Linked DNA regions of Mus musculus: region 2 is linked to region 1. Evidence: chromatin loops called from intact Hi-C (ENCODE). Cell type or tissue: left cerebral cortex. All regions are shown on one strand. Each heading gives the region's core, and the rest is flanking DNA. Links, peaks and the distances in the headings are about the cores only.

What was found. Peaks named below come from ENCODE experiments on the same cell type or tissue, not always from the same donor. Only the 100,000 strongest peaks of a DNase experiment are listed, where the experiment ranks them.
Region 2: a loop joins it to region 1, with 2.1 times the contacts of the local background. A loop is called at or near these places in 4 of 42 quality-filtered maps.

The regions. Positions count from the first base shown.
Region 1 is chr1:93,352,473-93,363,260 of GRCm38, reverse strand. It overlaps Ppp1r7 (protein phosphatase 1, regulatory subunit 7), which reads right to left. Exons shown (of 10, transcript NM_023200.3): 6 at 10,582-10,744; 7 at 8,816-8,932; 8 at 5,400-5,504; 9 at 2,449-2,535. It overlaps Gm26446 (a small nuclear RNA gene), which reads right to left and starts at 6; the gene lies at 1-6. In left cerebral cortex, for the core only: no CTCF peak of the experiment used is centred there; no DNase peak of the experiment used is centred there.
Region 2 is chr1:93,405,785-93,416,572 of GRCm38, reverse strand. It overlaps Hdlbp (high density lipoprotein (HDL) binding protein), which reads left to right. Exons shown (of 28, transcript NM_001301364.1): 20 at 1-72; 21 at 1,607-1,761; 22 at 2,642-2,746; 23 at 2,948-3,082; 24 at 4,067-4,210; 25 at 7,437-7,622; 26 at 7,768-7,884; 27 at 8,076-8,204; 28 at 8,314-10,633. The coding sequence ends at 8,400. Among named protein-coding and RNA genes, the nearest start is that of Hdlbp, 35 kb to the left of the region's middle. In left cerebral cortex, for the core only: no CTCF peak of the experiment used is centred there; a DNase peak (open chromatin) is centred at 5,443; H3K27ac peaks cover 784 bases.

The DNA.
Region 1 (10,788 bases), core at 901-8,900:
AAGCACGAGGATCTTTTCTGAATGGTACATACAGGGCTCCAAGTCAGAAGGCATCCACACAGTACAGAGAAAGGATGCTGATGGTTTGGGCCAGGTGGCAGCAGCAAAGAAAGGGTTTGGGATATAGTTTGAAGGCAAGTATTTATATGTTGGAGTACACATCTCGGTGGATCTGGTACACAGGAAAGGCGAGGTATAGGAGGATGCCAAGACTTCTGGTCAGAGGATCTGGAAGGATAGTCACTGTCCACTGAGGTTGAGTCAAGTGGAGGGACTGTGGGGCCGACCCATGCTCTCAGGCTTGGTCTTGTCCTATTTGGGTGATGTCTCAAGAGCAGACAGCTGGATGTAGGAAAGACCTTGAGCTAGAAAGAGAAACCTGGCTGCCAAAAGCAGAGTGGTGACATTTAAATCTGTGAGCCTGGATAGGGCTGCCAAGAAGAGAGGAAAATGAAGTCAATGCTCGAACACTCCTGAGGTGCAGAATAGAAGAGGAAGAAGTGAGAACAATCAGGAAGGACGGAGGGAAATAGGAGAACCCAGGCTAGTGGTTGCTCGATTCTTCAGAGCAGCACTTGAGAGGCCCAGTGGGAGGCCACCAGCACAGGCACACACAGAGAAGAGAAGCAACCGATCCATTTGTTGCAGACTGACACACCAGGTTCTCCTTCCCTTCTCTAGATGTTAGTTAGCATGACATCTACTTTGCCAGTGTGGCAAGGGGAAGGACACAAGTGGACCCTTGAGGAGTGTGCCGTCCTTCCAGATTATAACTGTGGAGCATTTCAAGTAGCATGCAGACACGCAATTATTTAGTTTCATTATATTCAACACACAACAAATTACTAGCCATACAAAGAAGGAACGACAAACAAACAAAAATCTAGTGAGAAAAGAAATCAAATCTATGAGAAACAGAACAATAGAATCTGGAGAGATGACTCAGAGGTTAAGAGTAAGTGCCGTTCTTGTAGAGGGTGTGAACTTGGGTCCCAGTAGACATATCAGGTGGCTCACATCCCCTATCACTTCTGTTCCAGGAATACAATACCGTCTTCTGGCCTCCATGAGCTCATGTGCACATAATTCATACTCAGACATAGATACATACACATAACTAAAATATCTTAACAATACCTTTTCAAGGAGCTGAAATATACTATAACACAAATTCATTGTATAGGCATGATGACCAACCTCATTGTCAGTGGGACTGGATTTAGAACCACTTAGGAGATATACCTCTGGAGACGTCTGAGGGCATTCCTAAGGAAATCAGCCCTCCAATGCACGTGGGTGGCATCACCCCTCAGGATGGAATCTTGGACTGAATAAAAAGGTGAAAAGCAGTACCATGAGACCCTCTCTCTGCTTGCTAGCCTTCCCAGATGTGAAGAGTCCACAGTCTAACCGCAGGTTCCTGCTGCCATGACAGACTATACTCTTTTAAACTCTGAGACCAAAGGGGGGGGGGGGATGCTTGCTGCCTAAGAGTGGAGTCCATATCCTCTGTAACAAGCCAGGTATTCTAAGTGTTATGTAATCCCAGCTCCAAAGGAGGAGGAGAAAGGGGATCTTCTAGTCTAGCCCAGTGAGAAAATGCCAGACTCAGCAGACTCAGGTTCAGGTAGAAACTCTGCCTCAAATAAATGGACAGAAAATGACAGAGGAGGGTACAGATACCCTCTTCTTGCTTCTGTGCCACACAAAAGCATGGTCTCCATACAAAAGCATATGTACTATAAAAACGTAAACACATAAGTCTTTTAACATGTAAGTAGTTAATTAATGAGCTTAACAGCAGACTGAGTATTACAGAAGGAAAAACAAGATCTTGAAGACAGAGCAATAGAAATCACATAACCGGAGGCTCAGCCGGAGCAGAACCTGAGGACAGGAGGGGAGATGAGTAACAGGTGCACTATTATCTACTTACCAAAGGACTAGCACATGCATGCTTACCATTTTACAAGGAACTAAGAGTTAGGAGGGACTAGAAACATTTTAGAGGAAAAAAAATTTTTTTTTAAATTTCATAAAAACTGTAAAATTTACAGATTTCAAAAGCTCAGCTGTACATGGTGACACATGTCTTTAATCCCAGCATTTGTGAGGTGAAGACAGATGGATCTTTGTGATGTCAGCCTGGTCTACACAGAGAGTTCCAGAATGGTCAGGGCTACATAGGAAGATCTTATTCAAAAGAAAAAATAAATGTACCTAAAATACTGAACTCAAAAAAAAAATGAAGTTGCGGATAGTAAAGATAGTTCAATGGATACAACACTTGCTGACAACTCGAGTCTGATCCCCAGAACACATGCACGGTTCACTGAGATCAAGGCTTCTGGGACGGGACGGGCAGGCTTGCATTCATTCACATGCTTTGCTCAATGGACTCACTGAGCCTAAGAGATGGATACCAATCCTACTAAGATTAAAACTTACCCAGAATTCTTGCAGTTCTGTCAGATGGCTGATATTCTCAATCTTTTTTATTCTATTTGATGCAATATCCAACATGGTGAGTTTGTTCTGAAATAAGAAGATATTTCCTATATTATTAAAGTTCCATAGCAGCATGAAAGCACATGCAAGAGTGTGGAGCTGAGCTGAGCTGCAGGCGAGCCACCCTCTGTGCCTTGGGTTGGCTTTGATGATTCTCAGGTTGATGCTACCTACTCACTCCCTGAGGTTTCCCCAGCTGGACCGGATTTCAGTGTTTCTGCTCAAAACCTCGTGAGTGTGTCTGTAATTTCTGTCAGTCTCAAGGCCTCATAACCACAGGGCCCCAGTGAGATCCCTGCTCCTCTTCTTTTGGTCTGGGAAGAGCAGTGATCCTGAGCTTTGAAGAAGAAATGAAGGACTATCATTGTAGCATGTCATGAGGAAATACACAGTGCCAGATCACCCTACAGTGGAGTTCCTCTCTTTAGTGAGGTTAGATACACCAGACACACAGAGGAGGTGGGAGTAATAGACCTTCCTGTCTTGGACAAAGCTACCTGAGGCAATGCTAGGAAGGCGTAGGTATTGAAGAAAGGCCATATTGAAAACTGCTGGAACTTAGAAGGAATGATTGCAGCAAGAGCAAGTGTAATCTTAGCAACAGAGGAATGGTGTATGTGGATACCAGTATCTTGCAGGACACAGCATTGTGGGTTCTTTCATTTTCTCTCTCTTCTTTCTCTTTTTCTTCCTTCCTTCCTTTTTCTTCCTTTTCTTTTCCTTCCTTTCTACCTTCCTTCTTTTCTTTTTTTTGAGAAAGGGTTTCTCTGTGTAGCCCCAACTGTCCTGGAACTAGCTCTGTAGATCAGGCTACTCTCAAACTCAGAGCTCTGCCTGCCTGTCTCTGTCTCCTGAGTACTCTGAGTACTGGGATTAAAAGCGTGTGGCGCCACCACCAGCTCATATCATTGTGTTTTATAATGTGCTCTAAAAGTGCATGTCAGACGTTGTCTGAAACACATCATCTCAGCTTAGGTAACTGTTTTTCATGGTTAAGGTTAAGTCTACCACAGCTTACACTGCTTGCCGCTATGTTTTAACAAACTGGGAATGTTCCCCTGCTAGACTATGGGAATCTTGCATCAGCTGGGAGCCTGATAACAATCCTTCCCCTGCTGCCCTCAAGGCCTCTCAGTACTTCAAACTCATGGTCCCCGCTTTCTACTGCATTCCTGGTGTATTTATTCCAAATCTTTCCAAGTTTTAATGGAAATTAAAGGGGGAAAATCAAATATAGCCAGTAGCTATTGATTAAAAATTGTCACATCTGTGGCTTCCCAGTCCCTTGAACTTTCCACAGTTAACAACCGTCCTGCCTCCACGTCTTACGTAAGCATCACACATGCACTGAGTCCATATACAGGTATTAGAGTGCCACCTTCATATGTTACTTGGTCCCTGAGACATGTTTTATGCATGGGAGAGGCCTTGAATTTCTGATTCCTCTGTTTTCACCATGCAAGTGCTGTGATTATAGGTGTGTGCTACCACACCTGGTTTCACATATTGGATAAATCGTTAAAGAAAGGTTACCAAATTGTCACATAGACAAATCTTAGGTTTTCTGAAAAATCCTTGTATATGTGATGCTAAAACCCAAAACACTGGTTTTCCTCCAGAATGACATCACTGACATAACCCAGCCCTGGACTGCGCACAAAGGAACCTGTCGTGGGATCTGAAGGATGGTGCTTCCAAGAACAAGAGCCTGACTCAATCTTGCTCCACTTGGGAACAATTTATCAGAATCAACCAACCAACCAATCAATCAACCAACCAACAGAATAAACAAAAATGTTCCCTTTGAACAAAACAACCCCAGTAAAATTGAACAAGAAAAAATATTTTATTTGTCTTGAATCATAATCGGAGGAAAAACAGGTGAGGCCAAAGGCAACTAACTCTTAAGTGTGAGGTTCTTCCTGAAGGGAAGCTGGAAGTGGGTGGGATTAGTGGAGCAGGTTTGTGAAAGTCAGTGGGAGGAGGAGGAGGAAGAGAAGGAAGAAGGGAAGAGGAGGAAGAAGAGAAGGACTCTTTCAGCACTTTGGATTCCAGGAGATAGGCAGGGGAGCAAGAGCCCTGTACTGGCTAGTTTTGTGTCAACTTGACACAGCTGGAGTTATCACAGAGAAAGGAGCTTCAGTTGAGGAAATGCCTCCATGAGATCCAACTGTAAGGCATTTTCTCAATTAGTGATCAAGGGGGAAAGGCCCCTTGTGGGTGGGACCATCCCTGGGTTGGTAATCTTGGTTCTATAAGAGAGCAGGCTGAGCAAGCCAGGGGAAGCAAGCCAGTAAGGAACATCCCTCCATGGCCTCTGCATCAGCTCCTGCTTCCTGACCTGCTTGAGTTATAGTCCTGACTTCCTTGGTGATGAACAGCAGTATGGAAGTGTAAGCCGAATAAACCGTTTCCTCCCCAACTTGCTTCTTGGTCATGATGTTTGTGAAGGAATAGAAACCCTGACTAAGACAAGCCCCATTCTTCCTTCTAAGCAGCAGAGCTGAGCTCACTCTATAGCCCTCACAGGCTGGGAGTGGAGGCTGAGGCAGGGAAGGAAGCTCAGTGCCAGGATAAATGGGAAGAACACAGCTGATGTGTGATACAGAGGGCAGGGAAGGACTTTTCAAAAATCTAGGCCCAAAGGCCTACAGTACTTGGCAGATGTGCAATGACCTGCCCTAGGAGGGTGTCTGCGATAACTTTGTTGAAAACCCACAGGCAGCCATGTGACATGTTGGCCCTTTGACTCATTGGGACAATGGGCCCTTAGCTCACATTCTGTAGGCGTTGTGTCTACCTTAGGCCAGGCCTGGAGGGCAGTGAATACCAATAGCAGCCCCTTCCTCTCCACCTCCCTTTATTTCCCAGATAGACCAATTGGCTCTTACGTTGTTCTCCAGGCCCTCGATAACCTCGATACCATTGTTGCTGAGGTATAGTTCCCGCAGGTTCACCAAGCTCTGTAGACCTTCGATCTTTGCTAGCCGGTTGCTCTGTAAAAACAGTTAAGAAGTGTCAACCTTGGGCCTGAGTAGATTTGCCACTCAAGCTTGAGAACACTATTTTGGACTCCCAGAACCCACAAAAATGCCAGGTGAGGCAGCTTGCCTTTAATTCCAGTCTTGGAAGGCCAGAGATTGTAGCTCCCCACAGCAAGCTGGCCAGAAAGACAAGCCATATCAGTTAGCTCTGGTCTGACTAAGAGACCCATTCTATGAACAAGGTGCTTCAATCTGGGGCCTCCACATGCATGCACACATGTTCACGAACACTTATGTTCATATCATACACATAAAAATGGTAAAGGAAAAAGAAAAAGAAAAAGAGCTGCCAGCAACACATAAGGTTAGAAACACAATGGCTTTGGAAATGACGTTTCCTATTTAACCTCAAGAATCCTAAGAACAGGCAGGCGCGCGTGGTGACACACGCTTTAATCCCAGCACTCAGGAGGCAGAGGCAGGTGGATTTCTGAGTTCGAGGGCAGCCTGGTCTACAGAATGAGTTCCAGGACAGCCAGGGCTACACAGAGAAACCCTGTCTCATAAAAAAACAAACAAACAAAAAACCCCCCCAAACTCCCTAAGAATAGATATTGTATTTAAAATGTGTTGGGAGTGGGATGGGGGTTGGGAGAGAGAAGTAGTCCAGTGGATAAGAGCACTGGCTGTTCATCCAGAGGACCTGGGTTCCATTCCCAGAATCCATACGGCTGCTCACAATCATCTGCAACTCTAGGCTCGGGGATCCAGTGCCTTTTCCTGGGGCCTCCAAGACCATCAGGTAGATGTGATATACCACATGCAGGCAAAACATCCACAAACAAAATAAAAATAATAAAATAAAAAATTTAAATGTTCTTGAATGGGAAATAGAGAAGATTAACACTTTGGGTATGCTGCACTGTTTAAAATCCACACATGGAAGATCAGGGGTTTTTAAATATGAAAATCTCACTTTTTTCTTTTAAATATATCTGAAGATTTACTTAAGTAATTAAAAACTATTTTTGTATCCTATGTGTATATGTGCACATGCCATGCTGTGGTGAGCATGCACATGAGGTCAGGGGACAACCAGTAGGAGTCAGTTTGCCCCTCCCTCACATGGGCACCAGGGGCTGAACTCAGGTGGTCAGCTCTGGTGGCAGAGTCTTTACCTGCTTTGCCATCTTACTGGACCACTGAGGTAATCTAACAATTTTTTTTGTTTGTTTTTGTTTTTTCGAGATAGGGTTTCTCTGTATATCCCTGGCTGTCCTGGAGCTCACTTTGTAGACCAGGCTGGCCTCAAACTCAATCTAACAATTTAAAAATGTCAAAAAGATAATGAAAACATCTTTTATTGTTTGTGCATGGGTGTTCTGTCTGAATGTACATCTGTGCACCACACGCATGCCTGGTGCTGAGGCCAGAAGAGGGTGTTGAAGCTGCCACGTAGGTGCTGAGGCCCAGGTCCTCTCAAAGAGCAGCTGGTGCTCTCAACTGTTCAGCCACATCTTGCAGGAAGTCCATCTTTCCACTCACTCTGAGACCTGGGAACTGAACCCAGGTCATCGGGCTTGGCTCGCAACAAACACCTTTACTCACTGGGCCATCTCTCCCAACATTTTTGTTTTAGAAACAAATCAATTTAATTTCTTTTACAATATCTAACAACTCAATTCCAGTTCAAGAACACCTTCTCCAAAGTAGTTTGCAAGGCATCTGTTTTACTCAGAGTCTAAGAGGTTTCCTGTGCCGTGACTGGCTGTTAGTGTGTCCCGCCAAACTAGGCAGCCCAGGCACACCCAGTCATTTCTCCCTTCACCCCTTCAAAGTTTGATTCTACTAATTTGCTGCCACCCCCCCCCCCAACAAAAACATAACCTTAAAAACCAACAAGAATTTCAACAGGAGAGGCTGGCAAGATGGCTCAGTGGGTAAGAGCACTGACTCTTCTTCCGAAGGTCCTGAGTTCAGTTCCCAGCAACCACATGGTGGCTTACAACCACCCATAATGAGATCTGATACCCTCTTCTGGTGTGTCTGAAGACAGCTACAGTGTACTTATGTATAATAATTAATAAATCTTTAAAAAAAAAGAATTTCAACATGAACCAGGCACAGATAGAAGTGCATATCTTTAAACCCATCTCTGGGATCTGTGGGAAGCAGAGACAGTTAGATCTCTTGTAAATTGGAGACCAGCTTGATTTGCAGAGAGTTACTGGATAGTCAGAACTATATAGTGAGATCCAGTTTCAAAAACAAAAAACAAAAAACTAAAACCCAACAACAACAAAAACCCCACAGATGAATCTGAATCTCTGCATGTTAGTGTTGAACAGCTGAATAGTTCCCATTGGGTCTTCACTTTGACATTTGAGGACTGGGGTAAGCTCTTCCTTCTGAAGAGGCCTCATAACCCACCTACTATCAGTTACCACCAGGGGAAGTACTGAGAGTCCTTTATCCCTATTTTATGTACATAAACATTTGCCTGCAAGTATGTCAAGTATGTCTGTGCATCACATGCTTGCCCGAGGCCAGAAGAGAGTGTAGGGTTCCTGGGGACTACAGTTTCAGAGCCATGTGAGAGCTGGCAGTTGAACCTGGATTATCTGAGAGAGAGAGAGCAGCCAGTGCTCTTCACTTCTGAGCCACCTCTCCAGCCCCAGGGAACAAAATCTGCTTTTAAATTAAATTTTATTTTATGTGTGTGTGTAAAATACATACATCTGAACATATATCTGTCTGTATACTATCACATACAATGACTAGTGCCTGTGGAGGACAGAGAAGGTGTCAGCTTCCCTGGGACTGGAGTTATAGACAGTTGTAAACAGCCATGCGGGTGCTGGGACTCAAACCTGAACCTCTGGAGAGCAGCTCTTAACCACTGAGACGTCTTTCCAGCTCTCAATATAAAATATAAAAGGATTTTTTTTCTTTTTTTTTTTTTTTTGGTTTTTTGAGACAGGGTTTCTCTGTGTAGCCCTGGCTGTCCTGGAACTCACTCTGTAGACCAGGCTGGCCTCCAACTCAGAAATCCACCTGCTTCTGCTTCCCAAGTGGGATTAAAGGCGTGCGCCACCACTGCCTGGCTCAATATAAAATTCTTTAAAGTAAAAATAAATTATGTAAAACAAAAGGGATTTTAGTTTAGAGGGTTTGTGTTTCTATAGCCTGTGGATTATACTGTTTCTGTCATCTACTGACTGTAAACAGTACAGATCATGAACATACCAAGGGAATAAAATCAGGTTGGGGCTGCTGGGTGGCCCTGTGAGAATGGGCAGCTGGGAGCTGGTGAGGTTCAGTACCTGCACACTGAGGACTGTCAGGTTGGTAAGTGCATCCAGGTTCTGAAGTTTTGTAATTTTGTTTTTCCCCAGAAACAAACTCTCCAGGTTGGTTAATGTGTCGATATTTTCAATTGCCTATTAAACAGATGAAACATCAAGTTAAATGTCTGCTGTGGGCTCAAAACCTACACTAAGTAAGGTGCCTAGAACATATGTCAAGGCAATCTAGACTTTCTCTGTGATGTCTGGACTTGGGATTTTTCAATGAACTCTCTTGAACATACAGAATGGAAAAGGAGAAAGCAATGGAGGATGAAGACTGGAAAAGGAGAAAGCAATGGAGGATGAAGACTGGCTTCTGGGTTTACTCCCAACCCCTCACACTTTATTCCTGTATTTCTTTGTTTGTTTTTGTGACAGGGTTTCTCTGTGTAGCCCTGGGGGTCCTGGAACTTGCTCTGTAGACCAAGCTGGCCTCAAGCTCAGAGATTCACCTGCCTCTGTCTCTCAAGGTATGTGCCACTACACCTGGCCAACTCTCATGCTTTCAAAGAGCTCTGGGATTATTTGAAAACTCAGATGCTAGCTGGTTTCTCTAGCCTGTGTAGCACTTTCCTCTACACAGCCTTTGGGACTATGTACTCTTCTTTCTTGCTGCAGTCATGTCTCTTAGCTCTAACTAACTTTGTATCCTTAGGGTTCTTCAAGAACCTCAAGGGTAGGCCACAGTGTATGGTATAGTACTGCTGAAAACCAAATGGTGGGTGCTCTAAACATGGGGTGGGCAGACACATACTAGTAAATACTGCCCTCAGCCACTAACCAAGGAGGGTGAGGACAGGCATAAGACAATGACACCAGGATGTCAAAATTAGGACTGACCAAACCCTCATGTCTGCCCATGGGAATTCCTTTCTCTGCATGGCAGATCCTCCTCCAGTACTAACACCCATATGACCCTCGGAGTTTTTCCTCTCAGATATACGGGACTTTTTCCAATAGTTATTAGTCAACTGGTTTTGCTGTTGGTGGTACACGCCTTTAATCCCAGTACTGGAAGATCTCTCTGAGTTCTAGGCCATTCTGGGCTACATAGTAGGTGAGAGCCTGTCTTTAAAAAAAAAAAAGGCTTCTCCAGCAGTGGTGGTACCAGCAAGAGGCAAAGGAAGATGGATCCCAGCAGTCTAGTCAGAGTGAGTTCCAGGACAGTCAAGGTTACAGATAGAAACAATGTCTCAACAAACAAACAAACAAACAAGCTTCTCATTCCCATTCTGACCCATGGTTTCAAGGTTAAAGAGATCTTGAACAACAAACCAAATCCTGCCAGAGGACATGTTAATGTTTAGGGGATAAAGGGCTAGCCCTGTTTACTGGGGCAAGATACTTGCTTATCACATGACAGGTCACTATAAGTGACTACCTTTCTTAGCTTGGGAAACACAGCTCAGATGCAGATGGAGGAACGACTGTCTATGAACAGCTTGAAAAGGAAGCTTGGCCAGCTTACCTTACGTAGCACAGTGGGGACTGGCTTGGCATAGGACCATGATATAAATGAAGAGCCAATGAATGCTAACTCCCAGACTAGGCCAGTTGGTGTGAGCACAGTTCTTACTAATAATAGCTTCCAGTTAGCATTTTTCCTTAACAAGTATTTCCCTGTTTTCTCCAAACAATATGAACATGAGAAAAACTCAGCTAAGTACATACCCTATGTGTACCACTGAAGATCCACAGAGCCCAGAGCACTGTTCCCAAGAGACAGTGTGACTGGCACCTACCCGAATCCGGTTAGACCCCAGCTCCAACATTTGCAGTTGATGTAAATTGCTTATGTTCTCAATTTTATTGATTTTATTGTTGACCAAGAAGAGTTTTTTCAGCTGTGTCAGTTTGTCAATCCCTTCAATGTTCCTCAGCATATTAAAAGAAATATCTAGAACCCTAGAAAGAAGCAAAATATGTCTTGAATGAACATAGTTTGTATA
Region 2 (10,788 bases), core at 960-8,959, 53 kb before region 1:
GTTCAAGAATCCAGCAGATCACTCGGGACTACAATGTTCAAATCAAGTTCCCAGATAGAGAGGAAAATCCAGGTGGGTCTACTTAAGCTTGGCTCTGTACTGATCACCATCAGTGGTGACTGTCACTGCCCTTGGGGCTGTGAAATGAGTCAGTCCTTTTGGTTCTTTCTTACCTCTTGTTTGGCACTGGCATGCTGTTTAGATGCTAGCCATGGGTTTTGTCCATCCTCCTGGTCTCTAAAAGATAAGACAAGGCCCTGTAAAAGGAGCCAACAGCTTCCTGTGTCTTGCGTAGGAAATTGCTGAGAGTCTAGTGCCACTCTTTTCTAGGACACTGTTTGAATAGTAGTGGGATGTTTGCTCAGCCACGTTCAGTGAGCCCTCCGAACATAAACCTTGCAGATATGTCCTCTCCAAGTTTCTTAACACTGCCCAGGGGACACCGTTCGGGTACTTCACAGCTCTTCTAGAATGGCTAAGCCTGACCATGCTTGTTACCTTGTTCTGTTTAGGTAGTTGGTAATAGGGCAACTTTAGTTGAAGGCAAGAACTAATGTGGTCAGTTGCTGAGGAAGTGTCATCTGTGAACCTTTCTCTGCCTGCTTTGCATGTGTGAACCACGGGGTGTGAACCTTTCCTATTGGTGAGTCTTTGTTGACCTGTGTTAGTCCAGAAAGATTGCAGCCTGCACTAGACGTTTAGTATAATTGGGTTGGTGTCCATGGTGCTTGTCACAGTTATTCCAGTCTATTTTCCTGAGGATACAGGCCATTTATTATATGATTATATAGCCATACTGTTACGGATTTCACACTTAAGTAATGTGTTCTCCTCAACATCTTAGCATTAAAACACAGGAAAACTCCATGGAATAGTATAAAGAATTTCAGTGTTACCTCACCCCCACTATAGATTTTTTTTTTCTGAGTTTGAGTATGTGTTTATATGCTGACTTTTATCAGTATGGATATTTCCTGAGAACCTGTGATTTAGCCAGGTAGTGGTGGCACATGCCTTTAATCCCAGCACTTGGGGATGCAGAAGCCAGCCAGGGCTACACAGAGAAACCCTTTCTCAAGAACAAAACAAAAAAAAGGACTTTTGACTTACCTGTGGTATATTCATCAAGATCATACCAAGTATTATATAGTTTTACTATGTAATTCATAGTCGGTGTTCTAGATTGTTAAAGGTGTCCTTCAGAGCCACCCTTGCCTAGTTTAACCCCAGCTGATGGTTCTCCCATTATTTATTCTCCTATTACCTCACTTGGATCTATGGATTAAAATATTCTCTGGCCGTTTACAAGATAGAGCCCCTCTCCAGCTAGCTTGTATCCTAATGCCTCTTTATTTGGGGACTTTTCCTTACTTTCTGGCATAAAGCACTGTCATGGGCCTACCTTGGCCTCTCCTTTATTATCCTTCACAGATCTTTGAATCCCTGCCAGGTCCCTCAGACTGAGCTCTACATCCAGTCTCATGTGCTGAGGGCTGCGTTACAGCCTCCCCAGGCAGTGGGACTTCCGTGCACACCTGTGACTCACTAGTGTATATGATATATATACCTCTGCAGTTGTCAACTAGGCTTTCCCCTTTATTCCTAGTTCACAGTGTAGAGCCTTCCATCCAGGAGAATGGAGATGAGGCTGGAGAGGGCAGAGAGGCCAAGGAGACCGACCCTGGCTCTCCCAGGAGGTGTGACATCATAATCATCTCTGGCCGGAAAGAGAAATGCGAGGCTGCCAAGGAAGCCCTGGAGGTGCGTTTGCCTCGCTCTTTCTCTGCCTTGAGGTTTCAGACCCTGCCCAGGTGGCAGCAGACAGTAGATCCTCTCGCTTTAGTCCTAAAATTGCAAACATTTGCTCTGTACCTTTATTGGCTGTTCACACAGCCCAGGGAGGCCATTTCTTTTCACCAGGACTCAGGACCCTACAGTTCATTCTCTGACAGCAGTGTCAGGGTCTAGCCTCTTGGGCCATAGCCACGGAGTCTGTCAAAGGATCTCATAGGCAGTGAGTGAATGTGAACTCCAGCCTCAATCCCTTCTCGTCCATCTGCTGACTATCCATTCCTTCCCCAACTGAAGTAGGGCTGGTCTACCTCAGGTTTGCCAGAAACATGTGTCTTCTGTGCCGAGTCCTGTTGTAAGCACCATGGCACCACAGTTACAAACAGTGCCTGCACAGCAGCATCTGTTGACTGATGTTGTTCAAGGGCAAAGACTGAGCAGAATGGGTGATAGGCAATATATGTTGGGACTTGAGTGCAGGTAACTGAGCCACCTGTTTAGGGGACTCCCTTGCAACCCACATAAGCTTTGACAAAGTTGTCACAACCACAGAGACATGCTAAGAGTTGGGCCTCTGTGTGCTGTGTCTTCCTCCCGGGAGCCTTGGCCTGCTGCGATGCAGAAGTAGAATGAGGGGTGTAGGAGTCCGGCCTCTGCCTGCATGACCTCAGACTGGGCTCCCTGTCCTGTCCTGTTTGTGATGTATTGAGATCCGTGTAGTCTGTCACCTGGTCACATTGGTAGCAGGTTCTAAAATGTACACTGTTGTCTTCAGGGCTGTTGGCCTTGAGCTCATGGGGCTAGTTAGTCTGCCCAGCTCAAAGCCTTATCTCTACCATTGTCCTTGTAGGCACTGGTTCCAGTCACCATCGAGGTAGAGGTACCCTTTGATCTTCACCGCTACATCATTGGGCAAAAAGGAAGTGGAATCCGCAAGATGATGGATGAGTTTGAGGTAGACCATGTTCCCTGGAGACCATACTCTGGGGACTGTTATCAGAGAGCAGCCCGTAGTGGTCTGAGTCTGTGTCCTTCTTCAGCCCACATTGGTTCTGCCTCCTTTTGTTTTGTTCAGTCAACCGCTGACTTTCCTCCCAGGTCTCACTCAAATCCCCCATGGCAAGTGAGCTTCACTCCTCTCCATCTGTTATGACAGGTGAACATCCATGTACCAGCCCCCGAGCTGCAGTCAGACACCATCGCCATCACTGGCCTTGCAGCAAATTTGGACAGGGCTAAGGCGGGGCTACTGGATCGAGTAAAGGAGCTGCAGGCTGAGCAGGAAGATCGGGTGAGCAAGAACGAACAGGACAACCTGCCTGGGTTTGGAAACAGTCTGTGTTCAGAGCATATTTCCAACACCAGGGCAGGCAGGAGACAAAACCAGGTGGTATTCCCGTGCAGTCAGAGTGTGGTGGACCTGCTGTGGAGAAGCTCAAGGCAAAGCTCAGTCTCCCTTACTACCCAGATCAAGAGAAATATTTTGATATCTCAGCTTCTACAGAAAAGATAAAAGATAGTACCTCATCTCAAGACAAGCAGGTCACTCCTGTGCCTGTGATGGAGTGCTGTCTGCAGAATTCTGAGAGATGCTGCTCAGGAATTGGGGGAAATCTGGGAACTAGATGGTCACTCCAGGCAACTGGCCTTTCCACAGGAGTTTTTAGTTTTGTTATTTTTTGGTTTTATTGATTTTGGGTTTTTTTGTTTGTTGTTGTTGTCATTGTTGGTTCGGTTTGGGTGGAACACAGTTTGGAGTCCAGTGATAGGGCAGAGATTGGGCACGTTTTGACTGTGACCTGGTGCAGCTTAGCCATAGGCTGTGGGGGTGTCCTGGACTGTCTAGCCTGTGGATGCTCTTATTACCTTATTGGCCTCTTCAATACACCAGCCCTGAAACCTGAAAGGCCTAGAATATTTTATTCAAGCTGATTCAACAGATCCCGGGTTCATGAATTCAGGAAGTAGGAATAGAACTGGAAAGGGTGGTTGACCATCCTATCCATCTTGACAGTCAGCAGCCTGTCCCAAAAGCAAGGGCATACTAGGTGAGGACAGAGCAAGACCTAAGGTTCTCAAGCTAGTGACTGACAGGGACGGTGACCACCAAGGCCTCCTGCTAGCAAGCTTAGGGGTGTTTCAGGCTTGGGGTCTAAATCAGGTTGGAAATCGGGCCTGGGTGGTGGTGGCTTATATTTAGATATACATGCTCATACTCATGAGCTTGTTCTCTGTCTTTCTCTTTGCTCTCTGCCTCATTCTCATTTTATTGTAGGCTTTAAGGAGTTTTAAGCTGAGTGTCACTGTAGACCCCAAATACCATCCCAAAATTATCGGGAGAAAAGGAGCAGTGATCACCCAGATCCGCTTGGAACATGAAGTGAACATCCAATTTCCTGATAAGGATGATGGGAACCAGGTACGGTGACCATCCGATTGACGTGGTATGGTTTAGCACACTTGGGCAGGTAGGGTTGTATTGGCCGTTACCTTGACCTGGGCTTTGTTTTGGTGGTGGTGGTACTGATACTGGTACTTTTGAGACAGGGTCTCTCTATGTAGCCTTGGCTGTCCTGATACTCAATATGTAGAACAGGCTGGCCTCAAAATCACAGAGATGTACTACCTACCTCTGCCTCCCAAGAGTAGCACCATGTCCGGCTTGACTTGGAAACTAAGGCAGCTTCTTTGATTTGACAAGTGGGTAAATGAGGGGGACAAAAACTATCTGAGAACCTGACTTCAGCCAAGTTATAGACCAGGGCTTGCCAGCTGTGTGTTTCCTTGAAACTGTCATCTAGGGTACAGAGCAGTTTTAAATTCCCTGTGCCTACTTTGATGCTCCTGACAGTCAAGCTTAAGCCTCCAACTGGGCTCCTTCTTGAGCTATCTATCATACCTACACATGCACACACCATGTCTATCCAGCCAGGTCTGGATTCTCTGCATCCCCTCTTCCTCTTGCCATGGCCCCTGATGAGCTCTGCACAGCTTCCTACTGCATGTAAAACAATGTGAAGGGTAACCCACCTCCTCACTCAGTTCTGCCCTAGTGGGCAGGAAGTCCCATCCCATCTCACCTCAAAGTCTGTGTATGGCTCGCCCTCACCTGTGTTTGCTCCTTCACTTATAAGGGCTTTCCCTCTCAAGTGGCTCTACATGAGTGGAGCCGTGGCTCTCCCTCTGCTCTCTAGGCCTGTGTTAGCTCTATGACCTTGAGCACCGTGCCCCCAGATGCATCCAGTAGTAACACTGGGCTGAGGTCTAGGGTACAGACCTAGACCTGTGTGCTAGCTATGTGTGCTCATAGTGAGAACAACAAATTATGCATTATAATATACAGAAATGGATATAATTTGTTGTCCCCACTATGTCTTAGCTCATCTGTGAACCAAGAAAGGTATGCTGTTTATATATGTGTATAGGGGCACACATACACCACAGCATGTGTGTAGAAACCAGGACAACTTGCAGGATTCAGTTTGTTTCTTTCCACATGTGTAGGTTCCACAGATTGACCTCATCAGGTTTGGCAGCAAGTGCCTTTACCTACTGAACCATCTTGCCAGCCCTAGAGTCTTTCTTTTTCCTGTGAGAGTTTCACTTCCACTCACAGAACTGATTCTGTGGAGTATGCTGGCCCTGCTGTGCTTGGTTTTTGTGAACTTCATTTGGATCAGCTGCCTGGCCTTCCCCTGAGTCTGGACAGGAAGTTCTTAGTCTGCCACCTCTTCCTTATGCCTATATCTCTTGCTTCTTTCCTAGGCTGGCTCTTTCTACTTTCTAATGTGGACTACAGTACTTGTTACTTTGTAATCTTGTATGTTCTGTCCGTTTATTTTGGACTACTAACCTGGAGATTAGAACAAAGCTGCTGTTTTGTTCCCTTGTGCCCTTCATATTCCCTGATCTGTCTGTTGCTCAGATCTGTCTTGAGTCTGCTGGTTCTCACTGACATGGTACAAGGAAGACCGAGCTGAGGGGTCTGAGGGACCAGAGAGTGCTTTAAGGGTCCTGAGACCTCCAAAGAAGCAGGAGGCTAATGGTCTGAGAACTTTACATCCTAATAGTCCCCAACCTTGTGCCTGCTTTCCTTGAACCACTTACTTCCTGGTACTTCCTCCATCTTTATGATCAGGTATCTTGTCTTTCCTAGTACTCACAAAGTGGGTGGAAAGGGAGAGAGAATGTGTACACATGTGCATGCACACCTGTAGAAATCAGAACAACTTCAAGGAATGGTTTTTGGTGGTTTGTCCTTCTACCATCTCAGTTCCAGGACTAGACTCAGGTTGTCAAACTCATGTTGTCAGGTTTGGCAGCAAATGCCTTTACCCACCGAGCCATATCGTCTGCCCCTCCTTTCCTCCTTTTTAACTAGACTTGTGGCTACTTTTCCTCCTTACCCTTCTCCACCCTTCCAACACCCAACACGAGGTAGGAAAGAAAGAAGGCTCGAGAGAAAGAGTGCCTCAGTCTTGTTAGACCTACTTCTGGGGGCCGGGTTTGATGTTCATCTTTGGGATATCCAGGTTCTTCTTCTCGTGGCTTTGCTCACAACGACCTGACAAACCACAGGAACAGGGGAAGCAACAGCCACCACAACCTCTCAGTGCCCTGGCACTTTTATACCCTCACAAAAGTCCCCAGAATTCCAAACGTAAACTCTCTTCAGCTGGCAAAATCACATCCCTGTCAGAGCAGAGACAGCTGCTGCGGACAATCTGAAGCAGCCCATATCCCACACCTGGGAATAAAACAAAAGCATTCACATTTCTGTATTTTTAAAGAACCCAGAATTTTCACTACTTATCTGTTACAGGTTTTAGGAAGTAATGGCTGTGTGACGGATGTTAACTCTGTGTGTGGTTTTGTTTACTATTTTATTTTTAAAAGGTGATTACTTTTAGCCTAGAGTGGTGGCAAACGCCTTTTTTCCCAGCACAGTGGAGACAGAAGCAAGCAGATCCCTGTGAGTTCCAGGCCTGGTCTACAGGATAGCAAGGGCTGTCACACAGAAAACCCTGTCTCAAAAAAAGATAATTATTTTTATTTTGAGAGTTTGGATGTTTTGACTACACGTATGTATGTGTACTACCTGTGTGTCATACCCAAGGAGGTCAGAAGAGGTCATTAGATCTGGGTTAAGGATGGCTGTGAGCAGCCTGTGGGAGCTGGGGATCGACCCCAGGTCCTCTGTAAAAGCAGGAATCACTCTTAACCACTAAGCTGTCTCTCTGGCACCAAGATTATGTTTTAATTTTTACTATCTGTATTTGTGTGCGTGTGTACATGGGTATGAGCTTATGGATGCAGGTATCCACAAGAGCAAGAAGGGGGAGGGCATCAGAGCTCCTGGAACCAGAGGCATAGTGGGCTGCTGACAAGGGTGCCAGCCAGGATCTCTAGTCTTCTGCAAGTGTAGCAGCTCTTAACTGTTGGGCCATCTGATGTGTTTTCTGCCCTTTTCTTCTGAGAGGATGAAAGTCTCCCCTAAGAAGAGGCCTGACACGCTCAGCCATCTAGCCATCATCCACACAGTTGCACTGTCATCTCCTTAGACCAGCCTGCTAGGTCAGCACATGGCTGCTCTTGGGATGTCCCAGAGGAGTCACCCTCTTCTCTAACTACATTCTCCTCTTTAGCCCCAGGACCAAATCACCATCACAGGGTATGAGAAGAACACTGAAGCTGCCCGTGATGCTATCCTGAAAATTGTGGGTGAGCTTGAGCAGATGGTTTCTGAGGATGTTCCACTGGATCACCGTGTGCACGCTCGAATCATTGGTGCCCGGGGCAAAGCCATCCGGAAAATAATGGATGAATTCAAGGTGAGTCCCCAAAGCCAACTGAAACAGAAGGATGAGAACTCCCATCTCCTACCTGTGCTGCTGACCACATGAAGCTGGGAGGGTGAGTACTTGGCTCTAAGGTCTAGAGTCTGCCCTTTAATGCCCTTGACACTGCTGCTTCCAGGTGGACATTCGCTTCCCACAGAGTGGAGCGCCAGACCCCAATTGCGTCACTGTGACAGGACTCCCAGAGAATGTGGAGGAAGCTATCGACCATATCCTCAACCTAGAAGAGGAATATGTGAGTTCTAAGCAGGCATGGTCTTTGGGGCTGAGGCCCAGCCATAATCCTGTGATGACAGCCAAGTAACCTGTCTGCATCCAAATGTGGGACTGAGCAGGGGGGTCCGGGGGGTGGCCCCTTGGTAGCCAGGAGAAGGCTCCACTGCCTGGCTGTAGGCTGAGCAACACCACCTCCCCTATGATGTTTAGCTGGCAGATGTGGTGGACAGTGAGGCACTGCAAGTTTACATGAAGCCCCCAGCACATGAAGAGTCCAGGGCACCATCCAAAGGCTTTGTGGTGCGAGATGCTCCCTGGACCTCCAACAGCAGTGAGAAGGTCAGATGTCCTGGTTATTCTGTGTGGGTTAAGCTTGTGGGCTAGTGGAGTATGGGATGGAGTTACTTTGGACCACCCTGTGGTAATGCTGTGTTCTCCCTCTCCACAGGCTCCTGATATGAGCAGCTCTGAAGAATTTCCCAGCTTTGGGGCTCAAGTGGCCCCCAAGACCCTCCCTTGGGGCCCCAAACGATAATGATCAAAAAGAAACCTTTCCAGCCTGCTGCCCAAACCCAACCACACAATGGTTTGTCTCAATCTGACCCAGCAGCTGGACCCTCGTAAATTGTTGATGCTCTTTCCCCTCCCCGAGGTCTCGCAGCAAAGCCTGGTGGGCTGGCCTTGTGTGGCTGCTTCTCCAGGCCTGGTCAGCACCCAGCAGGCTCAGGGTCTGCTCCTGATGCTGTGCTCTGGGACAGGCACGCCACTGTGTGAAACACTAAGCAAGGTAATCGAGCATTTCGTGATCACAGACTCCAGCTTCCTGGTCCACCCAGCATGTAGTCAGCACTCTGACCTTCACACCAGAGCTCCACAGCGGCTAGGAGTTGACTTCCTGTGTCATGACCTCAGGAAATAAATTTCCTTGACTTTATAAAAGCCAAAACGTTTGCCCTCTTCCTTTCCCACCTCCCTCCTGCCCACCACCTGTCGCCCAGACCTTCCTCTGTTGAAAGCAGTCAGCTTCCTTTAGCTGTCAAAATCTGCTTAGCACAGGCTTCAGGATAGGAGGAAGGCATGGTATCGGACAGCAAGAGGTCAGATGTCCTGGTGATAGAGTGGGCTGAGAAGTAGAGGGTGGCCTGGGTCCTCAGATAGTGCTGACCGTGCCCACTTTGGGTTCCGAAAGCATCAGGGGCTTCTATTGCAGCTTTAGCCTCATGATCCTATGTATCTTAGAGGCACAGCTGTGTGTATTCCACTTGGGTTCCCTGTGACTATCACAGTGGACTAGGGTGGCTTGAGACTTTGGGGGAAAGGGGAGGTAGAGACTGGCTTTTCTTTTGGTGATGGGGAGGGGGCTCAACCCTAAGTGACAGCTCAGCTTTCCCACGACCTTTAGCCTCTGCCTGCCTTGTTCAGTTGCCTTCTTTCTACCTCAGCCAGTGTGGTAGTACTCTCATGTGGGTTAGTGCCACCCAAGGCTCTTCTTGTGATGTAGACATTTCTGGTGATTCTGGGCTTGCCATTGAGTTGAGGGTGGAGGCCAGTGCTTTCCCTCAGTCCACATGATTCAGGGACTGGGCCAGAGCTGGGTGTTCCTTCCCAGCCAGCCTGACCATGCAGGCTCTGGCAAGCATAACCTGGATGCTTTATGCAGTCCTAAGGAACAGGCTTAAGGGGCAGGTCTCGTCGATAGAGGTGGTCATTTAGGGTGGATTCACAGGGAAGGCAGAATGAAAACAACCCAAAGCAGGGAGCACAGCTATCTGAAGGAGATCTTTTCCTCAGGTACAAGAGGTAATTTTTGGACCACTGGCCTCCAGCTAGCTTGGCTGTAGGCCAACCCTCACCAAGAAAAGTGGTCCCGAGCAGACAAACCCCTGTCAGGCTGTGGAAACTGAGGACAGACCTTTTATCTCCAGGTCATCTGATCAACTAGCAACATGTCCCCTCCCAGATACTTGGGTTACTAGAAAAGCCAACTTGTGGCGATCTCATGGCCTTCCCTGGGAACTGTCACTTCTACTATGATACCTTTCCCCCTCAAGTCTTTGACTCCCCCATTTAATAACTCAGGCTTGGCTACCTGTAGACTCTAATCCTAAGTGGATCCAGAATTGCTTTCCCAAGTCTAACTTCAGTTCCCTTTGGATGGAACCAGTCCCACATGTACCCACTTAGAAGAACGATACTGAGATGGGAAAAGAACATCTACTTTGTTCAGTAGGCTGGCAGCTTAAGCCAGGTGGGTGAGACGGGGAGAGCGCTTCCCTGCCTTTCCCTGGAGCCGTCTCTTCTCCCATCTGCATGAGACTGGGGACACCTTGCTTCCCTCCTTCCCTTCCAGCCCCCTCTTCATCTTCATTGTCATCCTACAACATCCAGTCTCCCCTCACTGAAGGTAAAGTTTAAATTATCACCAGGATTTTGCACATCTCCTTTTATTGCTAAGTGCTGTAGATGTAAGCCCTATCCTAAGCTGTTCAGGGTCTCACTCCTTTTCTCTGATTGTTAATAAGGACTATGAAATTGACTGTACCCAGGTCACCTCTCTGCAGCCTCCAAGATGTTGAGGAGCCTAGGGCAGGGGTGGGAGTGTCTTTTCCTCCTTGTTGAATGTCTTCCATGTCCTATGTTTCCATAGCTACATCCATCCCTTGGCCTTAACTTTGGAATTTGGAGATTATATGCAAACATGTGTAAAGGCTCATGAATATGGATGACACTGGAATTTTATAAATTCTAAAATAAAACCCAAAACCAGATGCAGTGTGATGGGACTCATTTTATTCTGTGTATGCTCTCTCCTGTGCCTGAGTGGTGACAGTGTCCCTGTAGAGCTCCCTAATCCATGTCAGGGTTCCCATCCCTTCCACTGTCTCCATGAGGAATTCTTGCCTGCTCCTACACCTTGGCCCAA